Regions from separate parts of the Homo sapiens genome. Here region 1 is linked to region 2. The links are chromatin contacts, found by Hi-C or POLR2A ChIA-PET in ENCODE. All regions are on one chromosome and are shown on one strand. Each heading gives the region's core, a stretch centred on a gene start or an enhancer-like site at or near the end of the contact. The rest is flanking DNA. Distances are from core to core; before and after follow the strand shown.

What was found. Hi-C counts contacts between places; a loop is a spot of excess contacts on that map. ChIA-PET counts read pairs that join two places held with the same protein, here RNA polymerase II (POLR2A). Pooled maps may share reads with other maps.
Region 1: a loop to region 2 is called in a pooled map, with 4 times the contacts of the local background. The contact joins the promoter of BAD here to the promoter of RCOR2 in region 2. A Hi-C loop is called at or near these places in 1 of 50 pooled maps. POLR2A ChIA-PET finds 5 or more read pairs at or near these places in 2 of 52 experiments (H1 and activated naive CD4-positive, alpha-beta T cell).

What each region holds. Positions count from the first base shown.
Region 1 is chr11:64,280,299-64,286,540 of GRCh38, reverse strand. It overlaps BAD (BCL2 associated agonist of cell death), which reads left to right and starts at 1,876. Exons shown (of 4, transcript NM_032989.3): 1 at 1,876-1,910; 2 at 2,165-2,359. The coding sequence starts at 2,173. It overlaps GPR137 (G protein-coupled receptor 137), which reads right to left and starts at 693. Exons shown (of 7, transcript NM_001170880.2): 1 at 1-693. The coding sequence starts at 16. RefSeq lists silencers at 617-1,356, 1,707-1,996.
Region 2 is chr11:63,913,051-63,919,121 of GRCh38, reverse strand. It overlaps RCOR2 (REST corepressor 2), which reads left to right and starts at 1,958. Exons shown (of 12, transcript NM_173587.4): 1 at 1,958-2,792; 2 at 3,511-3,567; 3 at 3,864-3,944; 4 at 4,168-4,220; 5 at 4,306-4,467; 6 at 4,581-4,705; 7 at 4,792-4,861; 8 at 4,953-5,168. The coding sequence starts at 2,666. RefSeq lists silencers at 1,080-1,129, 1,807-1,866, 2,007-2,126 and enhancers at 2,218-2,881, 3,503-4,455.

The DNA.
Region 1 (6,242 bases), core at 627-3,126, 370 kb before region 2:
ACAGGTTACTCTCCATGTCAGGGAGGGAGGCCTGAATCCCGGAGACAGACAAGGAGGGACTGTCGGCGGGACCAGGGAAATAAATACGGAGGGGTGGGAATTGCAGGGTGCAGAGAGGGAGATGGGGCGCTCAGGAGGAAAGAAGTTGTGGCTGACAGGCCCCTCCTCCTCAACAGAGAGACCCTTGCCCTTGGGGAACACAGGCAGCCTGGGCCCCAGGCCCCTCACTCAGGGGCATGGAAGGGCAGTCTCTTTTCTCCAGGACAGACCGGATAGGGGTTGGGGGTGTCTCCTCCCTGGGCCTACCCCAGAGCCAAGGATGGGGGGATGCAGAGGCCCAAGGAGAGGACTCCCTGGCCTCGGTCGTTCATGTCGTCCTGGGTGGAGGGGGAGAGCCGGCTGATACCCGTCGGGTCAGGGCAGCGGCCGCTGCGAGGGGCGCCCAATGCCCCGCTCTCCCCCTCCCCAAGCTGGGGGAGGCTCTCTCTCCTCCAATAATGCGGATGGGGAGGGCCTCTGCCTCCTGTCCTCGTAATTCTCGAAAGCTGCCCCCGCCCCACCCTCCCCCACCGCGTCCACGCTCCAGCCTCAAGGGGAGGGAGGAGGCGGACGCCAGGTCCTCAGGCCGCTGATGGGAGAGCCGGCTCAGGTCGTGGGGACCCGGGGCTCCGGCTCCCCGGCTCCCGCTGCTCCGCCCCCCTCCCCCTCCGCGCCTGCGCGGGCGCCGTTCGCTACGCAAATTGCGCAGCGGCCCGGCTGGCTCCGCAGTCCAGCGCCGCACCCGGCGTGAAACCGTACGAGAATTGGCGCGAGCTGCGCCGCTGGCGGGCGCCCGGGGTTACGGGAGGCGGCAGGAGGGCGGCCGAGTTGCGGGGGCCGTGCCGCATCCAGGGGGTCCCCGGGTGGGCCGTGCCCCGTGCCGCCCGCCTTTACTTGTATGGGGGTCCGCCAGTTCCCACGCTCCTCTCTCCTATACCCAAATCGGGGTCGTGCCGCCCGGCCGGGGGCGGCAACGGATTCCCGTCCCTCGGTCTCTGAAGAAAACTTCCGCCCATAGCCAAGATGGCCCCCGGGCCCCGCCCCCGGGCCTGAACCCGCGGAGCCCCGAATCCCCCGCGCGGGCCCGCCCCTCGCCCCGGCGCGCCCGCGGCCCTGCTCACCTGGCCGGCCGCCTGCCAGGCGTGAAGCCCCCACGGGCCCTACGGTCCTCCCTCACCGGGTCCCCGGCCCTCCTCCCGCGCCCGGGCAGCCATCCCAGCCAGGGAGGAGGTTCCTTTCCTTATCTCCAGTGCCCCCGAGATGGCGCGGGAGGTGTCCCCCGAGGCGGGCGGCGCGAAGCTTCCGCGCCTGGGAGGAGGAGCGGGGAGCGGGACTTTCCGACCGGGCACCCAGTCCAGGCGGAGCGGTAACAATAGCAACAATAATCACATCCGACGGCTGAGCTTCAGTTGTGGCTGTGCCAAGCGCCTTCGCCCGCAGTAATCACTCCCTTCACAAAGTTTTCACTGGCTCCCGGGGGAGCTGTCACTATCCCCACTTCACTGGGGGGAAACTAAGGCCCAGAGGGGCTGAAGGACTTGTTGGCAGAAGTGGGTCTCCAGGTTCCAAATGGGGACCCCAGAGAATCCCTCTCCTGCTCCCACACACGCCCAAGGTGTGAGGCAGCGAGGATGTGAGCCCCGGGGCCGAAGGAGGGAGGAAAAAGGATGCGGACGAGGAGCCTTGGATCCGGCGGGGGGGCGGGGCCGGGCCGGGTTGACCCCGCCTCTGGACCTACCCGAGTGACGTTCCGAGAGGTGATTGGGCCAGGTCGCTGACAGTTCCCGTTGCCCAAGCAACTAGGGCCCGGAGCCCGGGGTGCTGGAGGGAGGCGGCAGGCCCGGGTCAGGGGCCTCGAGATCGGGCTTGGGGTGAGACCTGTGCGCCGTCACCACGGGCGGGGCGGGGCCTGGGTCCACCGGGGTTCTGAGGGGAGACTGAGGTCCTGAGCCGACAGCCTCAGCTCCCTGCCAGGCCAGACCCGGCAGACAGATGAGGGCCCAGGAGGCCTGGCGGGCCTGGGGGCGCTACGGTGGGAGAGGAAGCCAGGGGTACCTGCCTCTGCCTTCCAGGGCCACCGTTGGCCCCAGCTGTGCCTTGACTACGTAACATCTTGTCCTCACAGCCCAGAGCATGTTCCAGATCCCAGAGTTTGAGCCGAGTGAGCAGGAAGACTCCAGCTCTGCAGAGAGGGGCCTGGGCCCCAGCCCCGCAGGGGACGGGCCCTCAGGCTCCGGCAAGCATCATCGCCAGGCCCCAGGCCTCCTGTGGGACGCCAGTCACCAGCAGGAGCAGCCAACCAGCAGCAGCCATCATGGAGGTAAGTACCCCACCACCTCCACCTGCCGGGACACCTCACCCCCAGCCCACTGGCTCCCTGCATCCCAGTTGCATCCACAGGCACTGAATGCTTTGGGTCGGTCCCCAAACTCTCAGAGCCCCAGTTTCCTCTTTCGTAAAACAGCAATTAATAACCACCATTGTAGGACTGTTGAGTTAATTAGCAGGAACATATAGGATGCACTTGATTACAGAGCTGGTGCACATTAAAGCTAAAAAATGGTTGCTGCCGGGCGTGGTGGCTCACACCTGTAATCTCAGCACTTTGGGAGGCCAAGGCAGGAGGATCGCTTGAGCCCAGAAGTTCAAGGCCAGCCTGAGTGACTTAGGGAGACTCCAGCTCTTAAAATACATATATATATATATAGCAGCTATTAGTGTGGGGTTAGGACAGAAATCAGTGACAGGCAGGCAGTGATCCGAAAAGGAAAAGGGGCCTGCCTAAGGCCACACCTTCCTGGTGTTTCTTTCCTTAGAATGTGGGGGCTGGAAGCCTCCTTGGTGCCCTGCCCCAGGCTACATGCTTTCCCTGGGATTAGGCCTTCCAGCTCCCAGATGTGTTCTTTCTTGCCCTGTGGCTCGTACCCACAGCAGGACTGTCCTGGCACAGTGGCCAGGGGCAGATGACCTCAAGGGGCAGACAGTCCTCCCAGACAGCAGGGCTGTGTGGGGTGAGAAGCACAGGCTCCAAGATGGAAGGATGGACACTGGGGTTCTATGTCCATTTCTCAGTAGGCTCTAGCACCCCTGTGCCCAGCACTGGCCTTGGCACCTGGAACAACAACAGATATCTTCTGAACACAAAAACCAGGTCAAGCTGGGTGGGGTGGCACATGTCTGTAGTCCCAGCAACTCAGGAGGCTGGCTTGAGCCCAGGAATTCAAGACCAGCCTGGGCAACATAGCCAGACCCCATCTCTAAAAATAGAAAACTAGGTCATGTCACTCTGGCACTGCAGCTTAAAAGACCTCCTCCCCATTTTCAGGATTAAGAAGGCTTAAGAGGCCTCTTTCCCCTCGCTCTCTTACGGATAAACACCCACACTCGATTCTCTCAGATTGGACCCCATAGCTTGCTTTCTTTTTTTCTGTTTGTTTTGTTTTGTTTTGAGACAGGGTCTCGCTCTATCACCCAGGAGGGAGTACAGAGGTGCGATCTCAGCTCACTGCAGCCCGGAACTTCTGGGCTTAAGTGATCCTCCCACGTAACTGGGAATACAGGTGTGTGGACCACACCCAGTTAATTTATTTTTTACTTTTTCTTTTTTTTTTTTTTTTTTTCCTGAGACGGAGTCTCACTCTGCTGCCCAGGCTGGGGTGCAGTGGTGCAATCTCGGCTCACTGCAACCTCTGCCTCCTGGGTTCAAGCAGTTCTCCTGCCTCAGCCTCCAGAGTAGCTGGGACTACAGGCGCGTGTCACCATGCCGGGCTAATTTCTTGTATTTTTATTAGAGATGGGGTTTCACCGTGTTAGCCAGGGTGGTCTCCATTTCCTGACCTCGTAATCCACCCGCCTCAGCCTCCCAACAGTGTTGGGATTACAGGCGTGAGCCACCATGCCCAGCATTTTTCACATTTTCATGAGATGAGGGCAGGGGCGGGGTCTCCTTTTGTTGCCCAGGCAGGCCTCAAACTCCTGGGCTCAAACGATCCTCCTGCCTCAGCCTCCAGAACAGCTGGGACCACAGGTGCATGCCACCACACCAGCTCATTTTTTATTTTTTGTAGAGGTGGGGTCTTGCTTTGTTGCCCAGTCTTGTCTCGAATTCCTGGGCCCAAGCAATCCTCTCACCTTGGCCTCCCAGACTGTTGAGATTACTGGCGTGAGCCACCATGCTCAGCCTCCACAGCTTTCTTTAACTTCCTGAGCTTGCACTTGGCCATTTTTCTGCTCACAAACTTCCCCTGCTCTCTGCCCCCCACACACACTCAGCATTCACTCGCGCCACACAGTGAGTGCTCACCGTGTGACACAGGCTGTTCCAGTTGCTAGGGGGCCTCGGTGAACCCAAGCGTCAGGAATCCTTGCCCTTGTGGAGCTTACCTTCTAGTGAGCTGGTGGGGCCATGAGCAAACAAGCACAAAAGCATCCTATCATGCGTGAGAAGATTTGTATGGGGGCAGCATGTAAAAGAGTTAAGAGAGGCCGGGCGCGGTGGCTCACGCCTGTAATTCCAACACTTTGGGAGGCCTAGGTGGGCGTATCACAAGGTGAAGAGATGGAGACCATCCTGGCCAACATGGTGAAACCCCATCTCTACCAAAAATACAAAAATTAGCTGGGCATGGTGGCGCGCACCTATAGTCCCAGCTACTCGGGAGGCTGAGGCAGGAGAATCGCTTGAACCCGGGAGGCGGAGGTTGCAGTGAGCCAAGATCGTGCCACTGCACTCCAGCCTGGCGACAGAGTGAGACTCATCTCAAAAAAAAGAGTTAAGAGAATCCGGAGTCACAGGGGCGGGGGGAGTGATGGTAGCAGAGGTGGTCAGCACTCACCTTGGTGAGAAGCACCACTGGAGCCAAGGCCACAGGGATGATGGGAAGAGAGTTCCAGGCAGAGAGAAGGGCAGATGGTAAGGCCTCGAGGGCAACACCTGCTCCTGGCTAGGGTGGGCCTAGGGGAGGGGGTTTAGGAAAGGGTATTTGGAGACCTAAAGTTGAAGGTCATTCTAAGGACTCTGGCATTGCCTTTGAGTAAAAACCTGGAAAGGATTTGAGCAGAGGCAGCATGGTCAGATTTAGACATTCAGAGAGTCACCAGGGAGGTGGTGAGAAGTAGCTGATCCCTGGATTTATTTTTAAAGCAGAACTGGCAGGATCTGCTGATGGACTGGATGTGGGGTGCGAGGGAAAGAGAGGAGTCAGGATGATGCCAAGGAATTTTAAAAAAACTATTAGGCTGGGCGCGGTGGCTCACGCCTATAATCCCAGCACTTTGGTAGTTCGAGGTGGGCAGATCATGAGGTCAGGAGATAGAGACCATTCTGGCTAACACGGTGAACCCCGTCTCCACTAAAAATACAAAAAATTCTCTGGGCGTGGTGGTGGGCGCCTGTAGTCCCAGCTACTCTGGAGGCTGAGGCAGGAGAATGGCGTGAGCCCGGGAGGCGGAGCTTGCAGTGAGCAGAGATTGCACCACTGCACTCCAGCCTGGGTGACAGAGCAAGATTCCGTCTCAAAAAAAAAATTATTATTGGCCGGGCGTGGTGGCTCACACCTGTAATCCCAGCACATCGGGAGGCTGAGGCAGGCAGATCACTTGAGGTCAGGAGTTCAAGAACAGCCTGGCCAACTTGGTGAAATCCTGTCTCTACTACAAATACACAAATTAGCTGGATGTGGTGGTGGGCGCCTGTAATCCCAGCTACCTGAGAGGCTGAGGCAGGAGAATCACTTGAACCCAGGAGGTGGAGGTCGCAGTGAGCTGAAATCCTGCCACTGCACTCCAGCCTGGGTGACAGAGCAAGAGTCCGTCTCAAAAAACAAAAAATAAATAAAAATAAAATAAATTAGGCCAGGCGCGGTGGCTCACGCCTGTAATCCCAGCACTTTGGGAGGCCGAGGCGGGCGGATCACGAGGTCAGGAGATCAAGACCATCCTGGCTAACACGGTGAAACCCCGTCTCTACTAAAAATACAAAAAATTAGCCGGGCGTGGTGGTGGGTGCCTATAGTCCCAGCTACTCGGGAGGCTGAGGCAGGAGAATGGCATGAACCCGGGAGGCAGAGCTTGCAGTGAGCCGAGATGGTGCCACTGCACTCCAGCCTGGGCGACAGAGCAAGACTCCGTCTCAAAAAAAAAAATTATTATTATTATTATTATTATTATTTTATTTTATTTTTGACATGGAGTCTTGCTCTGTC
Region 2 (6,071 bases), core at 709-3,208:
CATTGCATCAGGGCCTAGGGACTCTCCCAACCCCCGCCCCAAGGAATAAACCTCCCCTCCCTGTCCCCACCTCCAGAGCAGAGTCTTCCTTTGGCCCAGAGTGCCTGGCTCTAGATAGAAATGAAGAGAATGAGGTTCTTAGGAGGCGGGGAAGAGGGATGCTGGGCCGGAGGGAATCCAGTGGCTGGGGATCCCTGCTAGAGAGACTGGGGGTACCTGGGGCAGCCCTGGAGTAGGGAGGCAAGAAATAAGCAGGATGCTGAGCCTGGGGGTGCAGGTTTGAGTCTGGGAAGGAGGCAAGGGGGATGGGGGACTCAACTGAGGCCCTGCCTAATAGGGGGCGGGGGCAAGATGGAAGACAGCACCGTAGGAGAGGCTGGTGTGCAGCAATGGTTGCCTGCCAGGCAGGAGGGGACAGAAATGAGAGTCTCTCCAAAGGGTGGAGGTGCTGGGGACAGGGATGGCGCCCTGCCACTTAGGAGGGGTCGGCCTGGGAAGACTCTCAGTCTTGAATCAGACCTCCTTAGCTCAGACCAGCCCCTGGTCCATTCATTCTCCTTTGTCCAGACCTCCCCACCCTGGGGCTTGGTGCCCAATCCATGATTTAAGAGGAGGATAAAGGCCCCGTAGCCCTGGCCCGAGGTGTGGCGGGCAACGTGGCCGCTGGCTGGGTGGCCCCATGTGGCTCGACGGCGCAGCAGCCGGGTGGGGTCGAGCCTGGCTTTCCCTGGCTGTCCGCAGGAGTCCCCGGGAACAAGCGGCCCCAGCCGGGTCGTGGCCCGACCGCAACACCCCGGCCACTCGGCCGCAGGCAGCGGGTGGGGGCAGGGATCCCTGGCTGGGCCCTAGGCTGCTTCTAAATTTAGGAATCTGATTACAGAGTGGACCAGGAAGGGAAGGGAGAGGAGGGCGCGAGTGCGGGCTCGGCTCAGTCTGGGCACAGCGGGGTGTGCCTGGGTGGAGGTGTGTCCAGGAGACTGGGGCTCCGGGTGGGAGGGGCGGCGGGCGGGGGCTTCAGCTTGTGTGCGCTGCAGCACGTGCCCCGGGCGGCGGGGACGGGCACGGGCGCAGCTCGCAGGCTCGGAGCCGCCGCCGGTGTGTGCGCTGGCTCTTTGTGTGCCTGGCAGGGTGGCTGGGTCTGGCTTTGAAAGTCTCTGCCCACCCCCTCCCCCATCTCCGTCTGTGCCGCTCTACCCGCTTCCCTGTCTGTCACTCTGCCCGTGCTTGTCCGGGGGGAGGGGGATGCTGCTTCCAGCTGGGGTGACAGTGAACCCAGTGGGGAGGAGACCCAGCTCCTCTCTCCCCTGCAGCCCAGACCTTCCCCTACACCTCCCACTCCCCATCCCTCAGCCCTTGCTACCACTGTTTAGGGGTGCATACTGCAGCAGTTAAAGGGAATTGGGGCGACCCTTGGGGACCCACAGATCCACCAGAAGCCAGCCTCTGGCTGGGTAGCTCTTGGAGGAATTCATTCCTTGCCTGTCCAGCCTCCCATCCGTTCTGGCCCCCAAGGGCGCATAAGGGGGGTCCCCCCTGCGGAAGGGGGGGCGGGGAGTTCCTTGGCAGGAAGGGAAATGGAAGGAAAAGCTGGGCTCCACCCGGGCGGGCGGGCAGGCGGCCCCAGGGCCCCCGGGGCAGGCGGCAGTAACCCGAGCCCACTGGTGTGTGGTGTTGGTGTGCGCGTGGGTGGGGCTGACCCCTGGCTACTCCTGGGGGGCAGTGGGGTCTCCCCCAGGGGCAAGTCTGGGAGCCCAGGGACGCGAGGGGAGCCCCCGCAGCGGGACGCGCGCCCCACCAGGGTCCTGATCCCACCCCCTGGAGGTCTGGCCCCGGCCCCCTGGCCCCGCCCCCCGGGCCCTCCCTCCCACCCCAGGGCCAGATGTTCAGCTGGCGGAGGCATCGGCTGGGGGAGGGGTGCTGAGGCCGCAGCCGGCACTACTTCCCTGCCAGCAGCTTCATTGTGTGCGCGAGGAGCGAGCGGCGGCGGAGAGCGGGCGAGCAAGCGGCATCCCGAGCGCGGCGGGGAGAGCGAGCGCGCCGGGGAGGGTGCGAGGCGGCACCCGCGGCTGCGCTCCGCCCGCCTCCCGGCAACTCTGCCCAGCGCCGCGCGCCGTGCGCGCCGTCCCGCCGCCGTCGCCGCCGCCGCCGCCGCCGGTGCCCCGGCCGGCTGCCGTCGCGGGCAGGGGTCTGCTTAGGACACGGGTCCCCGCCCGGGGACTGGGGCATCCCCGGCGCAGCTGAGAGGCGCAGAGCCCGGGGGGCGCAGATTGCGCTCCAGCGCCCAGCCGCTGAACGGCGTGGGCAGGTGGGCGGTGGGGTTCCAGGGCGCCCCGAGGACAGGGGGCCCCGACTTCAGGGGAACCCCAACCCTGAGGGGCGTACATAGTAATCACGCCCCAGCCGCACCGGACCTTGCGCTCATCCCTTGCGTCCCCCACTTCTGCACAAACTTTTCTGACGCCCTGGCTCGTGGGGGTCGTGGAGAGCGCTGGGGCTACCAGGTGGGCTCCCACCCCGCCGGACCCTAGCCACGCTGACCTCCTGCCTCTCCTAACCTCAGTGGCGACCTCTCCAGGCCGGGCCGGGCTCGGCACTCGGAGCGAGTGCGGCAACCACTGTCGCTCTCCGAAGGCTCCTGCGCCCCCCGGGGCAGCTGGGCGGGGTAATGCCCTCAGTGATGGAGAAGCCGAGCGCGGGCTCTGGGATCCTGTCCCGTAGCCGGGCCAAGACGGTGCCCAACGGCGGACAGCCCCACTCGGAGGATGACAGCAGCGAGGAGGAGCACTCGCACGGTGAGCCCGGTGGCCTAGGGTTAAAGGCGCGCCGGCCTGGGGGGAGCGGAGTGGGGCGGGAGGGGGAAGAGTTGCAGACCACGAGCCTGTTACACTGATGGCTCCTGCCTCTCCTGGATTGGAGCCTCTGCGTTGCTTCTCCCACAAACCCAGGCTGCCGGCACAGCCAATCTGGAACCTGGGCCCCTAGCTGCTGTGGAGGCGTCCTGCCGGCCCCTGCCCTGCCCTCACCCCCTCAGGGACCGAGGCATCCCTCCCTTGCATAGAGTGGGTCCCTCATACCTTGCCACCTTGCAGGGGACTGAGGTCTGGCTGGAGCAGGGACTGGAGAGACACCTCCACACAGAGCTGTGAGGCTCCTGTGGTGGGAAGGAGCCTTGGGTTCCTTGCAGGGCTGTGGTCCAGGTCTAGGGGCTGCCCTCCAACCCCGCTCCCCTCCCCCGGAACAAAGCACCCTGCTTGGCCTGGGCTCTAAAACTGTCCCCTTGTCCACCCTCCAGCCCCAATGGCCATGGCTGGACAGGGTCTTTTCCTCTTCCAGTCCCTTCTGTGGCTGCAGGTAACTGGGGTACAATGAGGGAAAAGTGAGCCTCCTGGAAGGTGGGGGCCCTGGGTGGTCAGGAAGGAGAACTCCAGGCCGGCCACCTCCCCCGCCCGCCACATCCTCCCTCCCGCCCGCCCTCCCTGGAGTCCTGACTGCCTCCCCCTGGCTCCACAGACAGCATGATCCGCGTTGGAACCAATTACCAGGCCGTAATTCCGGAGTGCAAGCCTGGTGAGCCGCAGGACAGGCTGTGAAGTGGGGTGGGGGTGGAGGCCCGGGGCTTGGCCTGCAGCCCCACCTGGGGCGCCCTTGATTGGCTCCCCTGGAAGGGCAGGCTGGCAGGGGTGGGTGGCCCCCCAGCATGGTTTGCTTTCCTGCCCTGCCTTCCTGTCTGGGTCTCTGCCCCTCCTTCCCTTCTGGGCCTCAACCTCCCTGGCTCCACTCCTCTGCTGCCCTCTGGCCATGGGTCTAGGCTTGTGCCACCAGGCTGATCTGAGTGTCTTCCCTCCTGCTCCTCGGCCTTTCAGAGAGCCCCGCACGCTACAGCAACAAGGAGCTGAAGGGGATGCTGGTGTGGTCACCCAACCACTGTGTGTCAGATGCCAAGCGTGAGTGGGGCACAGCCCTGGGAGGTGGGGGCTTGGGTTCATCCCAGCTCCAAGCTAGCTCTTCTCAGAAGGGGGCTGGAAGCTGAGGTGTTCGTGGGTCCAACCCTTGCCCTGGGGCTCGTGTTCAGGGACCTGGCCGTTGTGGGGTGGTCCCTTTCTGGACAGGCCTGGGTTAGGAGCTATAACCCCCTTCACCAAGACCCTGCCCCTGCTGCCCCTGCAGTTGACAAGTACATTGCGATGGCCAAGGAGAAGCATGGCTACAACATTGAGCAGGTGAGCCTTGGCCCCCAGGGACTTGGGAATGGGGTGGAACGGTGCCGGGGCAGCTCAGGCTCAGCTGCCCCTTGCCCCGGGCCAGGCGCTGGGCATGCTTCTGTGGCATAAGCACGATGTGGAGAAGTCGCTGGCCGACCTGGCCAACTTCACCCCATTCCCTGACGAGTGGACAGTAGAGGACAAGGTGCTGTTTGAACAGGCCTTTGGCTTCCATGGCAAATGCTTCCAGCGGATCCAGCAGATGGTAAAGCCCTTCCACCCCCACTCCCCGGCGCTCCTCTGCCCCTCCTTTCTGAAGAGCTTACCTGGGGCCCAGAGTCTTGAGTGGTCCCCAGCTTCTGGCGTTGCCTCCTCCAGCTGCCTGACAAGTTGATTCCCAGCCTGGTGAAATACTACTACTCTTGGAAGAAGACCCGCAGCCGAACTAGTGTGATGGACAGACAGGCCCGGCGGCTGGGGGGCCGCAAGGACAAAGAAGACAGGTGGGGGCAGGAGCAAGCACTGGGCATGGGGGTAGGTAGAGCTCCTGGCAGCTGCCTCATTCCCTCCCTGGCCCCTGTGTCAGCAGTGATGAGCTCGAAGAGGGTCGAGGAGGCGTGAGTGAGGGAGAGCCCGATCCTGCAGATCCCAAGAGAGAGGTGAGCTCCCAGAGCCTCTGGGCCCTGCCTGCCTGTCCTCTTGCCTCTCTCTGGCTCTGCACCACCTACCTGCCTCTCCTTTCACTGGCAGCCTCTACCCTCTCGGCCCCTGAATGCACGCCCAGGCCCTGGGAAAAAGGAGGTCCAGGTGTCTCAGTACCGCCACCATCCCTTGCGAACCCGGCGTCGCCCACCCAAGGGCATGTACCTGAGCCCTGAAGGCCTCACGGCAGTGTCAGGAAGCCCGGACCTTGCCAACCTCACGCTCCGAGGTCTTGACTCTCAGCTCATCTCCCTCAAGCGCCAGGTGGGGCCCTGGGAAATGAACGGGCTATGCAAAGGTGGCATTCGGCACCTGGGAACTGAAGTCTAGGGGGAGCTGAGGTGTAAGCGAGATGGTTCAGGGGCCGAGCCCCATCCTCTGGGACTCTGAGTAATGTGGTGTTCTTTTTGGGCCTTCTCTTAAAAACTGGTCTGCAGGCTGGGTGCGCTGGCTCACGCCTGTAATCCAGGCATTCCGGGGGACTGAGGCCGGCGGATCACCTGAGGTACACAGTTCAAGACCATCCTGGCCAACATAGTGAAACCTGTCTCTACTAAAAATACAAAAATTAGCTGGGCGTGGTGGCACACACCTGTAATCCCAGCTACTCGGGAGGCTGAGACAGGAGAGTCTCTTGAACTTGGGAGGCGGAGGTTGCAGTGAGCTGAGATTGCACCACTGCACTCCAGCCTGGGCGACAGAGTGAGATTCCGTCTCAAAAAAAAATAGGCCGAGCACGGTGGCTCATACCTGTAATCCCAGCACTTTGGGAGGCTGAGGTGGGTGGATCACCTGAGGTCGGGAGTTCGAGACCAGCCTGACCAACATGGAGAAACCCTGTCTCTACTAAAAAAAAATACAAAATTAGCCAGGTGTGGTAGCAGGCGCTTGTAATCCCAGCTACTCAGGAGGCTGAGGCAGGAGAATCGCTTGAACCCGGGAGGCAGAGGTTTTGGTGAGCTGAGATTGCGCCATTGCACTCCAACCTGGGTAACAAGAATAAAACTCCTTCTCAAAAAAAAAAAAAAAAAAATATATATATATATATATATATAAAAAATAAAAATATAAACTGGTCTGCAGAAAGGGGAGAACCCCAGCGGCTCCCCTACTGAGTAGTTGTTTAGGAGGAACAAGCCAGATGGTGGATGGCAGAAAGCTTTGCCG